3 separate regions of the Homo sapiens genome follow, and regions 1 and 2 are each linked to region 3. The links are chromatin loops, found by intact Hi-C in ENCODE. Cell type or tissue: PC-3. All regions are shown on one strand.

Region 1 (8,000 bases), 140 kb after region 3:
ACTAAATTCAGGATGATAATTACTGAATACCTGTCATATTCCAGGAATAATGCTGTGTGTAAGGGGCACATAATTTTCTCTTAGAGTGCTTATTGACCACTTGTAGAAAGGGTTTCTGCTTTGAGTATACTACTCAGGTTATTAGTGGATGCATGAATGTGGGAAGTGGGAAATTAAGGAACCTCTAAATTTTACTCCAACTTACACAGTCTATTATCCTTTATACAAAATATAATTATTTTCACAGATTATACACATACACAGTATGCTGGGGTTTTTTAAATTAGAATTATAATTTGAGCATTAAGAAGTACTGTTGCTGTTGCATTCCACTTAATTGCCTGTGAATGTATTACTTCCTCAAATGTTCAGGAGAGTTCATGGTTGCTTGGACCTGGTAGGGATTAAAGGGGAAGGTAATGACTCACCATCCCAGTTGTCTCAAGACTCACCCAGTTTTAGCACTAAGAGTTCCACATACTGGGAAACCCCTCAGTTCTGAGAAAACAAGGATAATTGGCTCCCTTAGAGAATGTCTGAGTCATAGTTCTTCTGATATGTTGCATCATTCAAACTTACTAAGGATGTTAAAGAAGACAGTGTGGTGGTCATTGAGGTTGGCTCCCAACATCCATTTCACCCTAGTAACCTTCTACCCTGTTGCTGTGTTTTGTTAGAGGTGGCAAGGGCTAAGGCAATTTGGGTCAAAGTGATGTTGGGAGAAGCTTGCTAGGGACTTCTGAAAATGGCAGTGCCTTACTTTTAAGAGAGAACATAGAAAGGCAGCCTTTCTCTCCTGTTAAATGCCCCAGTATTCCTGGCAGCCATCCCACAACCTTGAAGGAAACAAGGCTTGGAGGGAAGCCAAAAGTGAAGGCAGAGAAAACAAAGCCTGGGTCCTGGATGATACCATCCGGCTGTGAAATAAACCAACTCCACAGCCCACTGTACCTCTGACTACTAGTTGGTAAACAAATATCCTAATGTGTAAGCCAGTTTAAATAAGGTTTCGGGTTACTTTGTTTGTTCCAGCTAAAAGCATTGCAGATGATGATCATGGAAAGTAATAAAGCCTTTAATTACCAATTGTCCTGACTGAATGGGTGAAAAATGTATCTTGGCATAAGATGATGGTTACGCAGCGAAAGCAGAGCCATAAAGAGATTGTTGCTTTAACTTTAAAAGTACAACTAGAACAAGGATTTTTTTTTAAAGGAGAAGCTGAGAAACAATTGAATAGGCCATTGACCAATAAAAATTAGCGGGGGATTGCATTGTTTTAAATCCTCAAGTTGATTGTTAAAAATAGTGAAAAGTTTTTAAAGGCCATATGCTTTAAAAGGAGGTTAGATGCCTAATTCCAATAACAGAATCTGTCCACAGCACTGCTTTTTGGTCCTATGCCCCAGGAGATCCATTTTTGTTTGTCAGATGTTATTTGTTGAATGGATATGATATTCCTGACATTGTAAATGTAAGACCAAATCAAAAAGGATAGAAATATAAATGAATAGACCCATTCTGCAAGAGAGAGAGACAGAAATGGAGAGAGAATAGGAGAATAAGAGAAAGAAGCTTGTTATAAATTATTGTGCTTTCAACTTATCACAAAAAGCTCATTCTTGTATTCCCAAACTGCAAAGACAACAGGTTAAAATAATAACCTTGAGTGTAGATAAAAGAAAGTTGATTATAAATTCAACATGGGTTTCATTATTTGTTCTGTATTTTAAGATGACATTCATCATAAAGGCACACCAACCCCGAAAATAGTTACCAACTCTCCACTTTAGACAACATGAGACAGTATGAGAACAGCAGGTCTGAAAAAAGGAAAGCATTTTTTTGCATTATGCTATTAAATGGAACACTTAATCAGCTTTTTTGCCAAGAGAAAACTTCCCATTATGTTAAGTTCTAAATAGGGCTGTGGGAAAAAAGTCTGCAAATGGAAAGGCTGTGGAGATGTGTCTGTTGACTTTGGTTGTTTCATAAAGTGTTAAGAGAGTCAGCATTTGTCAAAGATTCTTGGAAACCTTGGTTTAAGCAATTCTCTTTACCTTTTTGTCTGAGATTTGATGTCCCAACTTGGTAAATAGTGCATTTTTCAGGACAGATCTGTCAGAGTTTCCTCTTGTTCTCCCTTCACTCCTGCTCCCCCTTGTCCTTAGGCTGTTGCCAGGTGTTTGAGTATTATGTCGGATCTCCAGCATTATGTCATGGAAAAGCAACAGTAAGATCTGTAAACTGCCTTTCAAAACAGTTCTCCAGGAAGCCAGTCTGAATTTACTCTGGTTTTTAAAAAAGAATCATGTGTTTGACCAGCAGTTGCTTTAAATCCTGCTTTTTTCCACCAGAGATAAAGAAATGAAAAATGTGGGTATTGGTTTTTGCTGGCAAGATGTCGATCTAAAGTTTGCAGCATTCAGCATAAAATAAATGCACATGCTTTATTCAGAAATCTCATCCATTGATAAATGGGATCATTTAGAGACAGGACTGGTAGACTCTACCTATTCTTCTCCAAAGGAAAGCCTTGAGGATTTGCACTTTGTATGACATAATGGAAACAGACCCATTTTCTGATAGGGTATTTATCTGGCAAAATTCAATGAATGAATGGTTGGAGAGTCAGTATAGAATCTGTTCTGGAGCTTCTGAAGCATCCCTAGACCAAATTATATCCTGAACTGTACAGGTCTATCATCCTTCTCAACTGCAAGTGGTCAAAGACCTCTGAGCCTGTGTATTTGAAACTGACTGGTGATGAAAAGTGTAGTTTAACTAGTCTTGATTCAGCCTGGTTTAAGTTGGACACATTTTAGTTTCTTTGGTCTGTGACACAGATGTCTGCTGGATGAGCACCATCCTAGAGGCTGAACTAAAATTTACAAATATGTCATTTTTCTGCATGGGTAATATATACATCAAAGAGGAAGTACAAGACCCCTATATGTTGTCTTCTGCTTTCCAGATGTTTCTGAAATTACTTACTCCCTTTTAGTCTGGCCTTTCTGTGGAAGGAAACCTTTGATGCTAATCAACATTTGAAGTAGACCATTGATGCTGAGAGTTCTTGGGGCTAGCTCTTGCCTCTGAAGAGAATTTGCATAGGTTATCTACTGTAACCCACAAGGCAGTCAGTGACCCCATACTTTATCCAACCTTAGAGCACTCTGGTCCTTTTCATTAAACTGTTGGCCTGCCTCTTAGGTGCTCCTGCCTTTGCACAGTCCCAGTTGATGATAAGACAGTTGGTGGCCATGGCTGTGGAGATTTAGCTCAATATGGAAGTAGTCAGAAGGTTGACTGAAAGCTGGAATGTCAGGGTGCCCCCTCCTGGACTTATTCAATATAAAAATTAGATTGTGACTTAGTTCAGAGGAAGTTTGCTATTAATCCATAAAATCTAAGTCTCTTGTGCTGCAGTTTTTATGTTAATATTATTTTAACCTAAAAATAAATATTCATTACTATTCTAATAAATAATAATTTAATATTAATTAAATTTTATATTAACAAATATTAAACTTTAATGAGTGAAATTATATATTAATTATATTAATTTATATCAAGTAATATAATTAAAATTAATATTAATTAAATTTTACATTAATAAATATTAAATTTTAATAAATATTTTTATAATATTATTTTTATGTTAATAATGTCCTGTGCAAATAGAGTACCAGCCTTTATCAGCTTAAAAACTGGGATCCCTTGCACAAAACTATGTCCTTGCTTTGCCATGGTGATCTCAACTCTCAAGGTTTAACCACTCACATTTTTAAACTCTATTAGTTCACTTAGTCACTTTTAAATTACAAGCATAAAAACTCAGCACATTTTTATGATCATGCCACTGCACTTCAGCCTGGGCAACAGAACAAGACCCTGTCTCTTTTTGTTTAAAAACAAAAGCAAGAAACAAAACCTTAGTACATTCCTAAATAGGGGTCCTAAGAAATGTATGCCTTGGTTCTATATGCACTATGCCTCTTTATATCGTAACATTGATCTGGCTCTTGTATTTTCTAACAGAATCCCTGATGATGATTTTTATTCTCTGTGCCGTGCTATTCACAGTGATCCTGGGATCTACTATTTTTTAACCCCTATGCATAAATTAGACATTATCACTAAGTTTAGGTTTGTTTAGATTTCTTATCCGATTTTTGTTTCCCCTTTTTCCCCCACTCTTTTACCCTTATCCACAGGTGGTATTCTTGAAATGATTTTCTAATAGTCTATGGAGTTATGAACTTAGAATGAGTTGAGAGTGCCTTGCTTCCTTTCCCATATGATATTATCATCCCAGAAGGAAATCCTGCCTCGTGGTATAATTCTTTTCAAGAAGAGAAAGGAACACATTCTCTGAGCTTTAAAAGTACTGTATTTCTTGAGTCTATGATACCATTGAATCCATGATTAAAGATGCTGTTACATGCACTCCAAAAAAGAAAAAAAGCTCAAGATGAAAAATCTAATAATAGACTTGCAATTAAGAGGGCTACATCATTATTATGTGAGTAAATAAATGAACAAACAAAACCACCGTGTGAAAAGAGACAGCAAGAAAATGTATTTCTCAACATCGGTACTGGTGGAGGAAAGAAAAACTTCTCCCCTGATTATTTGAACCAAAACCCAATACAAGTACATGTTTTCAGTCTGAATTCATGAAAGTGATTGTAAATCACCATTGGATTATAGGACATACCACAATTTCAGAGATGATGAAATACATTGAAAAAGGTTTATTTTTAAATCAATGAAACACACTAATTTAAATTGTTCAAAAGTTAGTGTTTGTCTATATTTTTCTTAACTTCTAAAGGTTTGGGTAAGCATCTATACCTCATTGTCCTACTCCAAACTGGATTTCCAGATGTCTTAAGGTCATTTATCACTGAATAAGCCTCTCTGGATTCAACTTGATGTTTTCTCCCAGCCTCCATAAAGATGGAATATTTTAGAGGCTAATGCCCATAATGAGGTGTGTACGTTTTAAAGACCCCAGGAGCAGTACAGTATTGTCTTGCTCAGGGCAGTGTACATCAAGATGTAATTGTCAGATGTAAAATGACACTGAAAGTACATTCAATCTAACAGCTGGCTTTATAGTATTGGTTTTCAACACTCTCTTTCCATCAGAGCCACAATAGACTATCATCTTACTAAATTTCTCAAATTAAATAGAATCAGCCTTCTCATTCACATTGAATGGTAGACTCCCAGTGAATACCCTGATGCTTCATGTAACATATGTGCGGTTGAATTACTCTGCTACTGACCCATAGGTCCTCCCATTGTGTCATTATGATAAAATAGAAGTATGAGGTCATATTGAGTAAAATAACTTAAAATGTTTTTGTTTAAGAATGACCTGAACACTGTGTGTTCATCAGATACAGCTATATGCAAATTTTCTTCTACTTTAGTCTAGATCAGAGTTTTTCACTCTGGATCATTAGTGCAGTTATTAATATTAATTAAATTTGGAAAATTCTATCCACTCTGTTCCCTTTCTTAAAAAGTCACAATACCCATTTGAATTTTAAATGCCTTGAAAGGCCCTGGGATAAGGAGATTTAACTTTTCACAGTCAACTTTTTACAATTATTTTCCCTTGAAACCATGTCTTTCACAAAAAATTTATTCTAATTTTGCTTTACATAATTTAAGGTGCTGTCTAGATCCCATTTATTCATTTTCACTCTATTAGCAATGATTAGAGAGGCAGATCTGGTAGGATCTTATAGGCTGTTTTAATAGGAGGTCACTGAAGGGTTTTATAGGTGAGTGATCTAATCTGATATACAGTAGGAGTAAGGAAATCAAATTCCCTCCATCAATAAAAAGTTCATTCATTTATTCATTTAACAAATGTTTAATGAGTTTCTATTATATGTGAGGCATTGTGTTAGATGTCAAAGAGTGAAATTCAGATGATAATGTAGATGGTACAATGTAAACCAATACAATTATAGCCATCCCAGGGGCTGGAATCTTAAGATAGTATGTTGAAGTGTAAGGGTAGGGAAATTCAGTTCAACAAACACATACCACAGAGCCACTTATGTGCTAGTTAGATGTTCTCTCCTGGGGTTACAGAGATGAATCCAGTACATTTTTAGCTCTTGGGGAGCCTACGAGCTTGTGGGTGGAGCCACATCTGTTCACTGCCAAGTGTCAGAAGCATTTGTAAATCAAGGGTTGAAGAAAGCAGAACAGTCTTTTCTTTGCCCAGAGATAATTCACAAACTTAAGGATTGAAGGAGCTGATAAATTTCTTTAGTTCCTCTGTCTGCTTTACATATATATATATATATATATATATATATATATATATATATATATATATAAAATTATTATTTTCTTTTTTTCTTTTTTGAGACAAAGTCTTGCTCTGTCACCCAGACTGGAGTGCAGTAGCATGATCTCGGCTCACTGCAACCTCCGCCTCCCGGGTTCAAGCGATTCTCTTGACTCTCAGCCTCCCAAGTAGCTGGGATTACAGACGCGTGTCACCATTTCTGGCTGATTTTTATATTTTTTTGTAGAGACAGGGTTTCACCCTGTTGGCTGGTGAACCAGGCTGGTCTCGAACTCCTGACCTCAAGTGATCTACCCGCCTCGGCCTCTGAAAGTGCTGGGATTACAGGCATGAGCCACCGCACCTGGCTACTTTACCTTTATTTTAAAGTCTTCATTTTAGAATACTGTATGCCATAGCTTTCAAAAATAATGCATTTTATTATCAAAGACTATAGGAAAACATAAAAAAGAAAATTTGAAGATTTTGCAGCCATGGAGCTGGCTTGTTCCAAGACAAAAACCAGGGTTTCCTAGAGTTGCCTTTGTTCCTGACAAATTTTTTGGTGTTGGTGCTGGTCCAAAATGTTCTTATAATCAACTCCCTTATTATAGGCAATAACTCAGGAAAGGACTGTGTTTATACATCAAAAACCACAATAACAACAACAACAACAAAACTAGTTAGATATACTGTAGCACTGAGGTGATAGTGCTATAGTGTGTCTAATTAGTGATGATTGATGAGTGCTTTACTTTCCAATAAAATGTGATTTTTAGCTACTGGCGCTCAAGATAATGTCTTTCACTATGTCATTGTACTTAAATCTAACCCTAGCAACTCCCTCTTTCCAAAGCCATTAAGTTTTTTCTTTTTTTTACCCTAGAACTTAAAGTATAATAATAATAAAAAAGAAATAACATACTTTTACATTATTGTCCTACTGTGATACTTATTTCTAAGTATGTGGACCATATACTCTGATCACCCTATCATATTTCAGTTGGTGATATCTCTTTCTTGGCAAGCATAGAAATATAATTCAGTCTTTTCTCCAGTACTGTTAATCAGAACAATTTTTGTTGATAGTTTTAAAAGTTTCTTTTAACTTCGGTACTCAGTATTTGTAATGTCATATAAATTTTGGGGATCATTATCAAACTTGGAAGGCCTTTACTATGTTTCGTTCATAATACGCTCTAACAGAATACTTGCCATTTATAGTATTGCTATGTTTGTGCCTACAAACTCAGGAAATCAAGTAAATTTTATTTTGTACTTTTCATAAAAATGTATGATGTATTTGCAATTGTACATAGAATACGTTTCGAACAGGAGTGAATTTCCATTTTGACTTGGTGTCAATGAAAACCAAACCCTCAGCTTAAAATGTGTATATGTCTAATAAATGGAGGAATTTTCTACAGACTATCTTTGGGTTCTATACGTTGCAAACCTTGCTTTTACTCATTATTCACGTATTTCTGATATTAGGTACCCCTTACATTAGGGTAGATCCCACTAGGATCTCTAGCCCTGTGCTTCGTGCCATGACATTAGGTGATTCAATATAGTGCGTAGTAGGAGTATTTCATGAAGCTCAGGACAGCTGGCAATAACTGTACGATACCCTGGAGTAATTGTAAACAGCATAAATACACCTCACTAAGTCCAAACTAAATCT
Region 2 (8,000 bases), 570 kb after region 3:
TAATAGCCTATATTAAGAATATTATGTAATTTACCTAGACCAACTCACATGTTTGAATTGTTAGCAGTTTTTCATTAAACAACTTTTTGCGTACATGTGCTTTCAGCTTACAAAATGCAGCCTCACATTCTTCCCAATCCTGAAGCATCAACAGCATTAGGCAATGAGTATGATAGGCTTTTTCTTGAAAAGTGACCTAATCCACTGTATCACTCCCATGCTTGTTCTCTATTTGTTCTCTGAAGAGGTCAGAAAACTGAGTCGGCGATAAAGGATCAGGGGAAGAAGCAGTGTTTCAGTAAATGGGAACAGAATGTGCAAAGGGCCTGAGGTAGAAAGAGCATGCTGCATTTAAAGAAGTAAAACCTGGCTGGTGGTGTGGCTATAATATCAAGAGCAGAGAAGAAAGTAGCATATGAGGCTGAGGAGGTGTGGGTAGGCAGGGGCTAGATCTTACATGTTCTCATAGATTATGGTACAGTTTAGGTTTTTCTCCTAAAAGCAAAGGAAGTATTTGAAGGACTTACTTAGGAGATAAAATCAGCAGGACTAAGGATGCAGAAATAGTTCAAGAGTCAGTGATGGGTGGTGTATTAGGATAGATTAGACTCTGGTATCAAGTAGACCCCCAAATGTATAATGGCTCAAATACAATAGAAGGTTTATTTTTGCTTATCTAAGAGCCCAAAGAGTACACCTGGTCATCTGGAGAGGATCTGCCCCCACAGTGTCATGCAGGGTCACAGGATGCTGGTGGGTCTGACATCTGGAACACATGCCTTCCAAGGTCTCCATAGGGGTTACCTCTATCCTATCAACCAGGAGAGGGGAAAACAGAATACGGAGGATGGTTGAGAAGGCTTTTAAGGGCCACGCCTGGAAGGAGCATACATTAAGACTTTTCACAATCCTTTAGTCACATGGCCACGCACAACTACAAAGGATGCTGGGGAAGGTAGGCTCACTGGGTACTCAGGAAAAAGAGGGAAACTGGTTTTGTGAACAGCTATCGTTGTCTGCCACAGTCAGTATGGAGAAACGTGGAAGGCTGGAAACCTTCTTTCCAGACTGCCTTGGTTTTTTAGAATAATTGACAAGACTGACAGTTGAGTTACTGTATCCTTTCTCTTTTCTTTCCCTAAGCCACCCTACCTCCACACCTCCTAGGAAGCTTCTAGAATTTCCCATGTAAAGGTGCACCTTTGAGTGGAAACCCCACCTTGAGATGTTGACACACCGCCATGGTGCAGGCAGCCTTCCAAATGTAATAAGGGATCCAGTTAACAAGAATACCCTGTCTGGGACTTTTTAAAAAAGAATATTTTAGCATCACCCTACCTGGCAGCTCCATGGACATCAAAGGCACTGGACCTTGTAATCATATCAAGTTACCACCCAGTATGACTAAGCTCTTTTACTGATCCTTTCAAGCAGCAGGGAGAGCATGGGGCTGTTGAAAAGATACACCACAGGGGAAAATGCAAACGTGGGTTCTTTTCCTTCGCTGTTTTAAGATACAAATAATACCAGGGAGGTTAGCATGTGGAGCCTATCCAAGTAGCTGGTCCACAACAACATAGCTTTTGGATTTTGTTCTGTGGTAGAGCATATTTTCTGTCATTTTCAGGTGTTTGTTTTTGTGGCATTTGCTGTCACACTACAGCAGGCTAGAAAAGATCATCTCCCGCAACCTGACCAAGCTTCTCAACAAGAAAGAGCTAAAAAGCCAGAACACATGGATTCTGGAACCTCTCTCCTGACAACACCTTGGTTTTACAACCACAGCAGAAACATTAATTCTGAAAGTAGAAAGGAATTAAGCCTTTGACAGTTCAGAAATAGTAAAGCAGCAGTTCAGATTTTCTCTCAAGAGTCAGGCTAGTATAATGGCAGGCGGTGTACACTTGTTAAGATGGGGACTGTTGGCATTAAAGGTATCTCAGTTTGAATCCCCACCCTGGCACTGGTGGGTTACTGATTGGCTGTAGGGTAGGGAACTGGGGGGAACAGAAACTCTTTTCTGATGTAATGATGTAATCGTTCAGGCATCCAAACAAATGTGACCTTAGGCAGATTTCTTAATCTCTATGAGACCCTTTTTCTCATAAAATGGAGTTATTAAATAGTACCTGCTTCACAGGATCATTGTTAAAAATAAGTGATTGTGTTTATAAAATGTTTGACTTATAGCAAATGTTCAATGTTATTTCTCCGTTTAACACACTCAGGATACGTTTGCATGTCTCAGTACACTCCGATGTTGAGGTATTCTGAACATCAGTATTAGGCATGTGTATCACTACCTTTTCAAGGGACTCTGTGGAACATTCAAGGGCTGGTGACGTTTTTTAAAGCGTCGTTGTCATCTCCTGAGAGAAAAAGAAAAAAAAACTTTATAACACCTCAATTATTGTTTTCTATTTCCTCATTCTACATGCGTAATGTCAGAGCCAGTTATGGAAGGACTGGCTGTCACTCCAAGGTGTCTTAGTAATATCATTCTCCACCTAAGGCCCACAGTTCCAGGCAGGAAGTCCTCAAAATGTGGCACCAGTAACAATACCTACATCGGCAAACTCATAATGCAGATCTGTGCTTGAATGAATCTGAGAGAGGTTTGCCAGTAGATTAAAGAATGATTCCCACTTAATTTCTCTTCCCTTGGGACTGCTGTCAGGTCCATGGTTCCAGGTTTACAGAAACTGGAGGTTTCTTCCTCCACCCTGCTATTCTGAACGTTTCCATTTCTCCCATGAAGTCCCCTGCTGTCACCAGAGGAATTCAGCCCTTTTGGTTTATATCCAGTCCTGTCCTCTCAAACAAGCACAATTTTAGAACGGCATGAGATAGACAGACATCAAGGGAATGGAAGAAGCTTGCAAGCCATTCCTGGGGGAGTGAGAAATAGCTCCCAGGTCTGCTTCCATCCCTGGGTTCTCTCCCTTCTCCCTCTGTTCCACCCTCCCTTCTCCCCTCTGTCACTCTCACTCTCATTTTCTCTCCCCCTGAGTCTTTGTGTTTGCTGCCCACAGCCCTCCTCAAAGGAAGATGCAGGCAGTAAGTGCTGCATGTGAGCAATGTGAGGGAAAGAGGATGAATAATGGTAGAAAATGGTTTGCAGGGCCGGCATGGTGGCTCGTGCCTGTAATCCCAACACTTTGGAAGGCCAAGGCAGGTGGATCATCTGAGGTCAGGAGTTCAACGCCAGCCTGGCCAACATGGCGAAACCCTGTCTCCACTAAAAATACAACAATTAGCTGGGCGTGGTGGTGCACGCCTGTAATTCCAGCTAACTTGGGAGGCTGAGACAGGAGAATCGCTGGAACCCAGGAGGCAGAGGCTGCAGTGAGCCGAGATCATGCCACTGCACTCCAGCCTAGGTGACAGAGCAAGACTCCATCTCAATAAGAAAGAAAAGGAAGGAAGGAAGGAAAGAAGGAAGGAAGGAACGAAGGAAGGAAGGAAGGAAGGAAGGGGAAGGAAAAGAGGAAAAGGGTTTGCAGGAACTCATTTTTCCTTGTTCTTTCAGGAGAAAAATAGCTAAGAGTGCATTTCTTCAATTTACTTCTGAGGCTGTCTCCTAAATGCCGTGGATTTTTTTTTTTAAATGGGAAAAAAACTAAGCTCAGGGTCCAAAGTCCAAGCTGGCATGGACAGGCATCATGATGCTCTTGCTCTCCCTAGTGGTGCTGCAATGAAAAATCAGCTGTTCCACCCCTCACCTGTGTCTTTTCTCCAGGTATCTTTAGAGATGATGCCAACCTGGCCCCTCTTACACACTTGAGCATAAAGTATCCTACTGTTAGAGCCAGATTAGCGTGTGCCTCTCTCTGATGTGACAAGGCTGTGGTATCCAAGTCTCCACCCACTTTCGGTAGCCCTGCCTCTCTTTCTCTAGCCAATTTCAAGGACACGTAACAGATACACAGGCAACTCTTTGAAGACACTCTGCATTCTCAACAGAAGGCTAGCCATTAAGGGCAAACTGCCCTTGCCCCAAAGGCAAAAACCAGCCCCAGCTCAGGGAAAACACTAGACCACTAGACTAAAGGTCTGGCTCCTTGGCCATTCTTGGCTTTGACCCCATTTCCCGGGACTTGACCCTTTTTTTTTTTTTTTTTTTTTTTTTGAGACAGAGTCTTGCTCTGTCACCCAGGCTGGAGTGCAGTGAGGTGATCTCGGCTCACTGCAACCTCTGCCTCCCAAGTTCAAGTGATTCTCCTGCCTCAGCCTCCTGAGTAGCTGGGATTACAGGTGCCCACCACCATGCCTGGCTAATTTTTGTATTTTTAGTAGAGACAGGGTTTCACCATGTTGGTCAGACTGGTCTCAAACTCCTGACCTTGTGATCTGTCTGCCTCGGCCTCCCAAAGTGCTGGGATTACAGGCATGAGCCATCACGCCCGGCCAGGACTTTACACTTTAAGCATGCCCTGGATACATGCCAGTGAGTTCTATAAATAAACTGTGTGAGCTGGGTCAGCAGGCTGAGTTGTGTAGGGGAGGGTGCTTTCTGCTCCCTAGAGACCTGTGAATCCGTGCCACATATCTTCAGTCTCTCAACATACTCAGAGCCCAGCCTCCTATAGGATCCTCCTAAAACAGCATCTAGGAAGGCTCATCCTAAACTCTCAGGGCCTGTTTTCCAGCATGTCAACCACAAGGAAACTTCCTGAGGAATTCATGGGGTCCCTAGAGCACAGAGCCTGGCTTCCAAAGAGAGAGCCCATCCCAGGTCAGCAGATGATCTCCCCATCCCATCTCTCTCACAGAAAATAAACTTGGATTGTGGAAAGAGTTGAGCACTTTCCTTTTGTCCTTTTCCTGTGGTTCTACTGATACTACCATTTCATGTTCTCTTGCTCTGAGAAGATATGCAGGCTTCCAAAAATACAAGCAAGTTTTCTACATAAGAGTGTCAACTCCAGTAGCAATCTAGCAGCTTCCATTTGTCTAGTTCATACATATATTTTAACGTTGTATAGCTTTGCACTTTTTATTAAAATATATCTATACAGAAAAGTACATGTATCATAAAGGTACCAAGTGAACACTCCCCACCAGACCAGCCCCCGGTCAAGACACAGAGCATCGCCAGTGGCCAAGCCACTTGTCCCATTTCTCAGTCACAACCCCTCCCCATTCATTCCACTGACTACTAACAGCATAGATTAATGTTACCAGGTTTTTTTTTTTTTACTTACGGAAAGGAAATTATACAGTATGTACTCTTGTGTCTGCCATCTCTTACTCAACATTATGTTTATTTCATGTAGTTTCATTTTCACTGGTGTATACATTTGGTTCTCATGTTTTTCAAATACATTTTCTCCAAAGAATTTGGGTACTCTCCTTCCACCTTGGCAAGCCCCCCCTGCCAGCTTCCTGTTTCCTCCTCTTTGTACTGGCCTCCCTCTTCCTGTCTCATCACTGTAAGTTTAAAAGGCAAAAGATCTGGAGACAACTGAGATGTTTATCTTGTATCAACATTTATTCTGATTCTTTGGTCACCCTGAAGTCTATATCCTTATCCTACCAGGCTCTGGACATTATTTAATCTGGCCAAAGCCTGGTAGAAGATGTCCCTGTAGAGCAGCCCCAGGGAAGGGGGATTCAAGAAGCTATAAATGCCTCTGGGCTCACCTGAATGTGTTTGACTGATGAGTGGGGTTTTTTGTTTTTTTTTTTTCTTCCTAGGAGTGCCTGAAGCTGAAGTCACTTGGTTCAGGAATAAAAGCAAACTGGGCTCCCCGCACCATCTGCACGAAGGCTCCTTGCTGCTCACAAACGTGTCCTCCTCGGATCAGGGCCTGTACTCCTGCAGGGCGGCCAATCTTCATGGAGAGCTGACTGAGAGCACCCAGCTGCTGATCCTAGGTAAACACTTCAAAGCTGGCTGCCTCTGCTGCACCCTGTTGGGAGTGACTATCTAACCCACCCTCTACCTCCTTTGTGCCCTAATCCAATTAAGGACATAAAAGGTAAAATTGATATCCCTTCACTTCTTCCCAATTTAGGGCCTTTCGATAGAACACAAACTTTGAGCCCAAACAAGAGCTTGAACCTTGGCTCTTCCATTTACTAACTGCCTGGCATTGGGCAAGTTACTTCACTCTGCTAAGCCTTAGATACTGGTCTCTATGCGGAGACTCCAGACAGGAGGATTGCAAGGGCAGAACAGGTATCTCAAACAGAGATAACCTAATTAAAACAATTGTCCTTAACTCTTCCTGCATTAAGGACTTCTTTGAGAATCAGATAAAAACTATGGATTCCTCCTTCTAGAAAAATTCATACATGTAATATTTTTCATATAATTCCAGGAAGCTTATGGTCTGGTCCATCTAAAGTCTCCACATGTACCCCTAAACATAAGAACCCCTGATTAAAGACTCTGGCATGGCTCCTGGTATAAAATGGGTGCTTAAAAATAATTGCTGGGACACCATCCACCATCTGATTATTGCCCAGTTCTGGACTCAGCCATGTTGCAAGCTATAACCGTTTTTGCCCCCTGGACTAGGGACACCCTGCTGTTCTTCCCCCACTGAGTCTGGGTGCTAGGGAGATAAAGTTAAAAAAAAAAAAAAATTTTTTTTGGCTTTCTCAAAAAAAAGAGCAATTATTAGAGCACTTATGCTCTAATTATGCTCTTTCTCACCTAGAGAAAGCTGTCATTCTAAGGAAAAAAGGGAAAGATGTAAGAAATAATAATTCATGCCACACATACATACATAAACATACATTACAGACTTCCTCAGGGAAAAATATTTAAACTTTACACTTCTGTTTTCACACCGAGAGTTGAAGATATACCAACACATAGGTCCTTCTAGACCCTGCCCACTCAGATTTCAGAGAGGCCCAAACGGGTTTTCATCTCACTGGTGGCTGCATAAACCTCCAGCCATCTTAAGAAGCCACAGAAAACTGGCTCAGAGAAAGATGTTATTTGTTTTGCGCTGGGTTTCATCCAGCTGAGCTGCTAGTCTGGAGCCCAGAGACCAGGGAATATTGCCCCACACTGAGTTACGGTGCTTACCAATGAGATTTTTCTCCCTAATAATCCTTCCTTATTGTCTCTGCTAACACAGATGAAAGTCTAAGATGTATGGCTGCTACTGTGGCTTTGCCAATGAAGTGTGTATGTTCTGTAGGCAGGTGCTTACTGCATTCCAACTCTAATACAGTGTAGCAGTGAACACGGTGTTCGAAGAGCAAAACATCTTCCCCATTTTCATCAAACTTAATGGGGAAAAAAATCACTGTCAAGACTCTTAGGTTTAAGGCTTTTCTTGATCACAGTTCTTGGTTTATTAAGGAAAGTTTGTTAGCTTTTAGCAGGTACTTTATGAACATCAAAGCAATGTCTCATTTAATCTGCAAAAATGTAGCTTAATTTTTAAAGGGGGCATTTTGTGGATGAAACTGAGATTTCACCCCAAGTTCCGTGACTTAACCTGTACTATGAGGACTTGAAATGCAGTAAGGCAGACTTTCATCCATGTATTCATATAGTCCATTGGACAGATATTCATTAAGTGTTGCCATTTTATGTTGCTGACATTAAGTTCCATGTCACCTGGACACTGGTAAAGTTTTAGGAGAAATATAAGTGGTGGCCTCTACCCCTGGAGAATTTACAGTTTTCCTGGGAAGAGCAAATGGACATGCACTGAAAAGGAAAATTACTTTCAAAGCTGTAAGGACATTAGGAGGGGCCAACAATTGGCCCAAAAAGAGCTGATTGTTTTGAAGATGGAAAGTACCCTCCCCTTTTTGCTCTTAGTAAATAAGCACAGCTTTCATGAGTTTCAAGAGGAAGTATTGAGGAGGAGAGAAAGAGAGATGCTTTGAGTAAACTGCCACCATCAGTTCCTAAAATCATGGTATTCCAGAGTAGAAAGAGATCTTAGAAAGGAACCTCATTTTGTAGATGAGAAAACTAAGGCTCTGAGGACTTAAATGACCTAATTAGTGAATGACAGAGGCATGGCTCA
Region 3 (8,000 bases):
AATAAAGAAGTAGGGGATGTGGTTGCCCTGGTTCCTGGTGAGAACCTAAAGAATGGAAACAGAAGAAAAGAATGTCCTTTTTCAAGACAGAGCAAAGGCCCAGCTTTAGACACTACCTTCTGAGCCCTAGAAAACCTGGGAATCCCCTCCCCTCAAAGAGCATCCTCAGCTACGGAGTTGATCTCGGTGACCTGGGAACACCTGAATCAGTGCTGTGGATGGCTGGGGCCCTGGGAAGTGATGCCCATGGAAGTCAGAAGTGTTCTCATGCCTTGCTCGTGGAAGAGGGGGCTTCTTGTTCCTGGGAAGCTGGGGATACAGTGGCGGTTTTCCACACCCCGCTCCATGTTCGAGGCTCCTCATTCCTGAATGAATTCCTTGCAGATGGTAAGAGAAGAAATGACTCGTTTTCTACCACCAGCCCGTTTGCCACTGCTAAGGAATCTCTACCAACTTATGTGTGAGTGCTAAAGAAACGCAAAACTCTGGTCAGGAGAGAATAATGACAACTCACTAAAGAAAAATATGATCCTGATGGGGAGCCCATGTGACTGTCTTAGAGCAGCAGATCTCAATGAAGAAATAGAAGAGAATGTTAACAAAAAACAGAAACAGCACAGAACTGTCAGGAAGATGTAATTAGGGTACCAAAATTTAACTCTAAAACTAAAAAAAAGTATAATTAAAAATTAATAGGTAAATGGATTAGAAGAATCATTACTGTAAAAACTGAAAATGTGATGTAGAAAATTAAGAGGCAGAAGTTGAAGTTTACAGAAAACAGACTTGGAAGACATATCTAGAACACACAGCATGCACTCATAAGAGTTCTAGAACAAGAAATAATTGGAGATAAAAACAGGAAAAATAATTAATAACATATAAAATAGTTTTCTGAAGACGGTGTTGAGTTTCTAGACAAGAAAGTTTTATCGAGTCCTGAAAGAAGCATTTTGATGTTTCCGAGTGACTTTCTAAACTTCAAAAGGACAGTGAAAAAAACCTGACAATTTTCTAGATAGAAAGTACAAGTTATCAACAAAGGATGTACTTCTGAATGGCAGGAGAATATATGACAGTATTATAAATGCTTATCCTTTAAAGTTATTTTAATTAAATTCATTTTCTATTAGAGTATCAATTGGGTTTATGTATTCTTTGTTTGCAGGAAGGGACTGGATAAAATGATTTCAAGGCTCACATGGAAGAAAAAGGGTGTGACAAGACCCAAGAAAGTCCTGGGAAAAGAGTTGTGTGTGAAGCTTGCCTTACAAATTGTTATCAGTTGTTTCTATAACCCTACTACAAACCAAACAGGATAGAGCTGGCACGGGCACAGAGAAAGATATTGGTGCAACACAGTAAATATCCAGAAATAGTTTCAAATATATGTGAGAAATTAAAAATTGACAAGGATGGCATTTCAATTCAGTGGGAAAAATTTGGTTCAACTAAATAAAACTGGATAGCATTGCTGACATAATGACTATCCAACACAGGAAAAAGCAAGCTAAACACCAATCCATATTACAAAATGAATTCCAGATCAATTAAAGATATAAATATAAAATATGAAATTAAAGATATTTTAAAATTTCCTACCAAGACAGGAAACCAAGATACTAAAAGAAAAAAAATGAACCATGTAACTTTTTAAATTGGATGATATAGTATAAAAAGAAGAAAGAAAAATGAGCGGTTAGGAGAAAAGTTTAGGAGAAAAGTTGCAGTACATAGGAAAAATGAAGGGTTAGTATCCCTAATATTAAGAGTTTCTATAATTATTTTTTAAAGACATATAACTCAGTAGAAAAATAGGCAAATAATTCGAAAGTGGAATCCAAATGGCCTATAGACATGAACATGGCCTATAAATGTGCTCAACCTCATTTACTGGTTACAGAAGAAATGCAAATCAAACTCAAAATGAGATACAGTTGCCCCTTGTTATCCATTGGGGGTTGGTTCCAGGACCTCCCATGGATACCAAAATCCTTGAATGTTCAAGTCCCTGATATAAAATGGTATACTATTTGCATAAATCTACACATATCCCCCTGTATACTTTAAATCACCTCTAGATTACTTATATACCTAATACAATGTAAAGGCTATGTAAACAATTGTTATACTATTGTTTAAGAAATAATGACAGGAAGAAAAAAGTCTATACATGTTCAGTACAAATGCAATTTTTTTTCAAAATTTTCTATCCACGGTTGATTGAGTCCACGGATACAGAGCCCGCTGATAAGGGGGTGCTGACTGTATTTTAAAGCCCATCATACTAGCAAAACTTCAAGAGTAAAATTATCTATTCCTGGTAAGAATGTTAGGAAATGAGCATCTTAAATGTTGCTGGTTGGGTATTAGTTGTCACCATTTTTGAAAGTTATCTTGCTGTATCTAATAAAATTTACAAATACATATGCTTTGACTAAGCTATCTAACTTTGGAGAATCTCTGGAAAGCAAGCAGCAGGAGATAAACATATGTTACACTATGTTTATTACCTCATTATCTTCCAGTCCTTTAAACTGTAAAGAAAATAAATTTTCACCATTAGGAAAATATTTGAATTGATTGTGGCATGTCCATACTATGGAATACTGTGCCGCTATTTGAAAAGAATGTTACATTTATGTCTGTCCATTTGGAGAGGTTTCTATGATGTAGATGTCATGATGAGTGAGGAAACCAAGGTGTAGAACAATATGTATGGTACTATCTCATTTCTAAACCAAATAAAAAGCTGAAACCTTACCTATGTCTATATATGAGTGTATATGTCTGTATGGGTATACATAAAGTGGTAGAAGGATGAACATCGGATGTTAACATTGGTTACCTCAGGAAGGAGGGAATGAAAGGGACCCTGGGTGGATGGAGATGACTAATTTCTCCTTTATACATCTTTTGAAGATTTTCTTGGTAACAATGATCATATATTAGTTTAGTGCTAAAAAATAACAAGAAAGTAAAATAATTCTAACTAGTTGTCTAATTTTATCAAAGATAGTGTAAAAAACTAGGCCTATATTTCTTTTCTAAAAATAGAATGAAAACTTCCACTTTCCCCCATTACTATAGGAAGCGTCGCTGATTACTTCCTAAACCCCAAGAACAGAAGCAGCTTACAAAAAATTGTAAGTGACCTGGGTTGTATATCTCTCACTGCTCTGTGGGCAAAGTCAGGGGAAAATGCTTCTTTCTAGAAGTTGTCAAGCTTCCCTGTGGTCTGTCTGGTTGGTTCCTTGTTTCTAGCTGGAACTGCTTTTCAGGTCTTTCATTTTAATCCAATTTGATGCTTTAAAGAAATTCTAGCTAGTAGGAGCAGCCCCATAATTTCCGGAGATCTCCCCTTAAATAACAATTCCACTAGAATCTTAGCTTCACACACACTACTAAAGCTGTAGTTCTTAGGTAGTGGGACGAGGCAAGCACCAGCAGTGATAATGGCATGCTTTTTGATGAGTCTTTGATGATATACAACTTTTCAAGCACATTGCCATCTTCATTCCTTTGGCAACAAATTTACGTGCCAATTCACGTGCTGACCCATCTGTGTGCAACCTGCCACTGTAGACCAGATATCATCGTGTTTGGGAGGCAGCACCTCCTCGAGTGATTAAGAGCCTGAGCTCTGGAGTCAGACTCCCTAGATCTGAATTTTACCTGAGCCACCCTGTAAGCTGTGTGGTCTTAGACTCAATTTCCTCCCCTGTAGGATGGGAGAGCTAATCACGTCCACCTCACTGGTTTGCTATGAGATAAACTCTATAAAACTCTTAACAAGTAGTGTGTTAGTCATCATTATTATTTGAGGGCTAACATTTACGGACGGGTGGCCACGTTTTCTTTTCATAGTATCTTAAACAGCCTCACCTATGGAACTACCGTCAATACTCTTTTTGGTTTTTTTTTTTTTTTTTTTTTTTTTTTTTTTTTTTGAGATGGAATCTCGCTCTGTCCCCCAGGCTGGAGTACAGTGGCGCGATCTCAGCTCACTGCAAGCTCCACCTCCCGGGTTCACGCCGTTCTCCTGCCTCAGCCTCCCACGTAGCTGGGACTACAGGCTCCCGCCACCACGCCCGGCTAACTTTTTTGTATTTTTAGTAAAGACGGGGTTTCACCATGTTAGCCAGGATGGTCTCGATCTCCTGACTTCGTGATCCGCCCGCCTCGGCCTCCCAAAGTGCTGGGATTACAGGCGTGAGCCACCGCGCCTGCCCCCCCGCCCCCCCCAGTACTCTTAAATACACTTTGCAGTAAGGAGAAAGTGTGGGAAGAAGAGAATTGTGAGTGGAGCATTTTACAATCATTTTTAAAATTAAGAACAGTTGGTATGTATAAAGTTATTAGCTATGTGGCAAGAAGGGGAAAATTTTGTCGGCTTTGCTAATTTACTTTGTTAAACTTAAATCTGATACATAAGGAGCTAAATTTATGACATTATCTAGAGCAAGAATTAAATTGGTAATCTTCCCTTGTCTTAGCAATAGAAACCCAATTTTCCAAAGCCAGCTCACCTGCGTTTGATGATCTATAGGTTATATTTTTTCTGTATTTAAAGTGTGACCTTACTGGATTTGCAAATGATATTGCATTTATTTTCATTAAATGTTTGAGTGAAAGTTTCTATATCTGACTTGTCTTCATTTTTCCTCCTAATAAACTTGATATTGTTTGAAATCTTGTTTGGCATTATAATATTAACAAATTCCAGCTTTTGGTGTTTTAGTGTCCTGGCTGTCAAGGGATGAAAGCTGAAGGGTCCCGTGTATTTGCACATTCGTAGGCTGTAACTCCACACAGAAACCACTAGGGGGCGCTGCCGCATTCTTTACCTTGTAGCAGGCGTATAAGCGGCAGGCGTATGAGCGTTTGCTAGCATCTTTAAATCATGTGTGTATGCTCATACTTAGAAAAAAAAAAAGAATGAGGCTTTGATAGTAAAAACAGACGAAACTCTCAGCAGGTTTCACATGTCAGTACTTAATTTCTGCAGAGTCAGAAAGAAGGCTTTGTTTTTTAGGCTGTACTCCTGTGACCAGCTACTTATGTTAACTTCTAGAAAAGCTTTGAGCATTTCTGTGACTCCCCAGTGCATTTAGCATTTCCTATGTAATAAGAAATAGGCCTTTTACATTACAGGATATGTATGAATAAAGGTGTGAAATATGAACCAATCATAAATATAGTGGTTTCCTCTCTAAAGGAAATATCTATGTTTGCAAATCCAGAGACAGGTGAAAATGAGGACTTTGTCTTTTCATATGCTGTTATTAAATCTTATTTATTTGGATGCAATTCATCGTTCTGTCGAAATCCCACTCCTTGCCCACTCCCTCCCACCTCTCTGCCTCTTTCCCTGGTCTCCAGCTGGCCCTTGGTAAGCCTTTCCATCTACCCTCTTTGTCAGAAGACTCAGGGAGTCTTTCTGACTACATAACTGCGAAGCAGAGATTATAATCTGTTTCTAAATCTGATTGTGGTCTTGTTTCTCATATGCAACTGACTTTCGCCCCCATCAAAGAGCCCTGTTTTTGATTTTTCATGTCTGGATGACTACAACATTATCTTTGGCAATCTTCCTTGTTTCCTATTTGAAGATGCTCTTCCAACCGAAAAGCATAATTTCTCTCACTCTTATCATGAGATTCCATTTCTTAAAATGTGACATAATGCTTCTCTGAGCATAGTCTACAAGTCTACATTCTGCACCTTTAAATTGAAGGTCCCCTTCTTACTCAGCTTCCATGACATGAAATCTCATAAATGACCTTGAGGAGGGTTTTATTCATGCTGGATCAAAGGCAAAGGGCATCGTACAGGCTGGGACGTTTGTCTAAGCATGAGAAGTTTGACAAAGATGGAAGACGCTAGGCAGGCAATAGGTTGGTTGCAATAAGAAAGGGCAACTTAGACCCTTGAACTCCTGACAGGGTTTCCAGGAGTTCCTCAAAGGTAGGGTGTAGGTACAGGAAAGAATGCAAAGTACAGTCCAATGAACCCTGAGGTTGGAGGATATAGATGCTTAATGGAGCTTGCAAAAGTCATTGTGAACCTTCTCTGTCTAAAACACTATCCTAGATGTTAGATGATGTTTTGAAAAAGAAATGGGCATAGACATGAATAGAATATGGTTTCTGACATCAAAGGAGTTAACAGCCCATTGGGGAAGACCAAGGAGCCAGTGCTATAGTAGGAGAGGGACAGAGAGGCTTAAGAGCTAATTCTGGAACCTACTAGCCTCAGGAAGTTTTGCTTCTAGCCCAGGATTCATTATTTACATGTGAACCAGATGAGCCAGCGGTGTTGCCCAGCAACCATCGTAATATACAGCCCGGGTGCTCTGATAGTGACATCTCCCTGTCAGCACTGCCTGTTCCTTGGGAATGTTTTCTTTGATTCATTTTCCCAAGAAATTTCATTAAGCCATATTCAAAGTAAAAGAGTTTTAAACCCCCACTGACTTTTACCCCTCTTCTGTGCTTGTACTTTATCTGCCAGAGAAGTCCCAGAGACAGCTGTACCCCTGCCTCAAGCTTACACATTCCATGAGAGTGGTTTTTGTTCATTAAAAATAATTTCCTGATATCTTCAACTTATCTTAAATTCATCCAAAAAATAAGCTTGATTGATGTACAGGTAGAATGTTGGATAGATGATAGGTATGAAATAAGTCAAATATAATAAAATATCAATTACAAAAATTAGATGTCAGGTATGGTGATCATCACAACACAATTCTTTAAATTTTCATATTTGAAATTTTTCATAAAAATGTTTTTTAAAAACAAAAAGTTATTTTGTAATTTTCTAATTTATCAAGAGTATCTTGCTACAGAATGGAGGAGATCCAAAAAGATAATGTGAAAGGCAGAGAATTCAAAACAAAATCCAACTCAATTAAAAATTTGCAATGGACTTGAATAGACATTTTCTCTAAAGATATACAGATGTTCAATAAGCGCATGAAAAGATGCTCAACACCCCAGTTATTAGGAAAATGTACAATAACACAACAATGAAATATCACTTCACACTACAATAGTTATTATTCCAAAATAATAATAATAACAACAACAGAAAATAAAATGTGTGGGTGATGATATGGAGATATTGGAATCTTCGTGCATTGCTGTTGGGAGTGTAAAATAGTACAGCCCCTATGAAAAACAGTTGAGCAGCTTCTCAAAAAGTTAAGCACAGAATTACTTTATCATCCAGCTATATTCTCTTTCTAGATATATACCCCCAAAGAACCGAAAGCACACACCCATGTTTATAGTGCATTATTCACAATAGCTAAAAGGTGGAAACAACAGATGAGTAGATAAATGAGGCCTAGACATAAAATATTATTTGGTCATAAAAAGAAATGATTCTGATAGAGTTATAATGAATCTTACAAATATGCTAGGTAAAATAAGGACAAATACTATGTGATTCCAATTATAGAAGGCACCTAGAATAGGAAACTTCATAGAGACAGAAACGAGAATTGAGATCTTCAGAGCAGAAGGAAGGAGGGAAAAAGGAGTTATTGTTTCCTGGGTACAGAATTTCTGTTTGGGATGATGAAAAAGTTTTTGGAAATAGATCTTGGTGATAGCTGCACAACAATGTGAATGAACGTACGTAAAGCTGCTAAGTTGTACTCTTAAAAATAGGTAAAATGGCAAATTTTATGTTATGTGTATTTACAAGTAATAAAATAAAAACCAGGTTTTTTGCTAAATTGTACACTTAAAAATAGGCAAAATGGCAAATTTTATGTTGTATGTATTTACCAGTAATAAAAGAACAACCAGAGTTCCTTTCTCAAACAAGATGCGTACGCAAGAAAAAGATCAATGAAAAGGCAAGGTGATATGCTAGTATGCAAAATGAGGTAAACGAGGAATTATCTGAAATAAAAGAAAAAGAGTTGGAGATGACAGAACATTGGGAGAAAGAGGGTTCTGAGCCAGAAAGCCACATAGGAGAAAGGAGGA

The links. Peaks named below come from ENCODE experiments on the same cell type or tissue, not always from the same donor. Only the 100,000 strongest peaks of a DNase experiment are listed, where the experiment ranks them.
Region 1: it touches region 3 in a loop (7-fold over the local background); 14 of 110 quality-filtered maps call a loop at or near these places.
Region 2: a loop joins it to region 3, with 11 times the contacts of the local background. A loop is called at or near these places in 13 of 110 quality-filtered maps.

What each region holds. Positions count from the first base shown.
Region 1 is chr9:18,392,965-18,400,964 of GRCh38, forward strand. It overlaps a transcript of ADAMTSL1 not described here. Among named protein-coding and RNA genes, the nearest start is that of ADAMTSL1, 77 kb to the right of the region's middle. In PC-3, a CTCF peak has its summit at 3,321 (motif pointing left); DNase peaks (open chromatin) are centred at 517 and 897; H3K4me3 peaks cover 379 bases; H3K27ac peaks cover 2,576 bases.
Region 2 is chr9:18,820,587-18,828,586 of GRCh38, forward strand. It overlaps ADAMTSL1 (ADAMTS like 1), which reads left to right. Exons shown (of 29, transcript NM_001040272.6): 22 at 5,698-5,877. Among named protein-coding and RNA genes, the nearest start is that of SAXO1, 210 kb to the right of the region's middle. In PC-3, a CTCF peak has its summit at 3,689; DNase peaks (open chromatin) are centred at 1,405 and 3,685; H3K27ac peaks cover 560 bases.
Region 3 is chr9:18,250,431-18,258,430 of GRCh38, forward strand. It overlaps a transcript of ADAMTSL1 not described here. Among named protein-coding and RNA genes, the nearest start is that of ADAMTSL1, 220 kb to the right of the region's middle. In PC-3, a CTCF peak has its summit at 4,821 (motif pointing right); DNase peaks (open chromatin) are centred at 3,741 and 4,831; H3K27ac peaks cover 2,331 bases.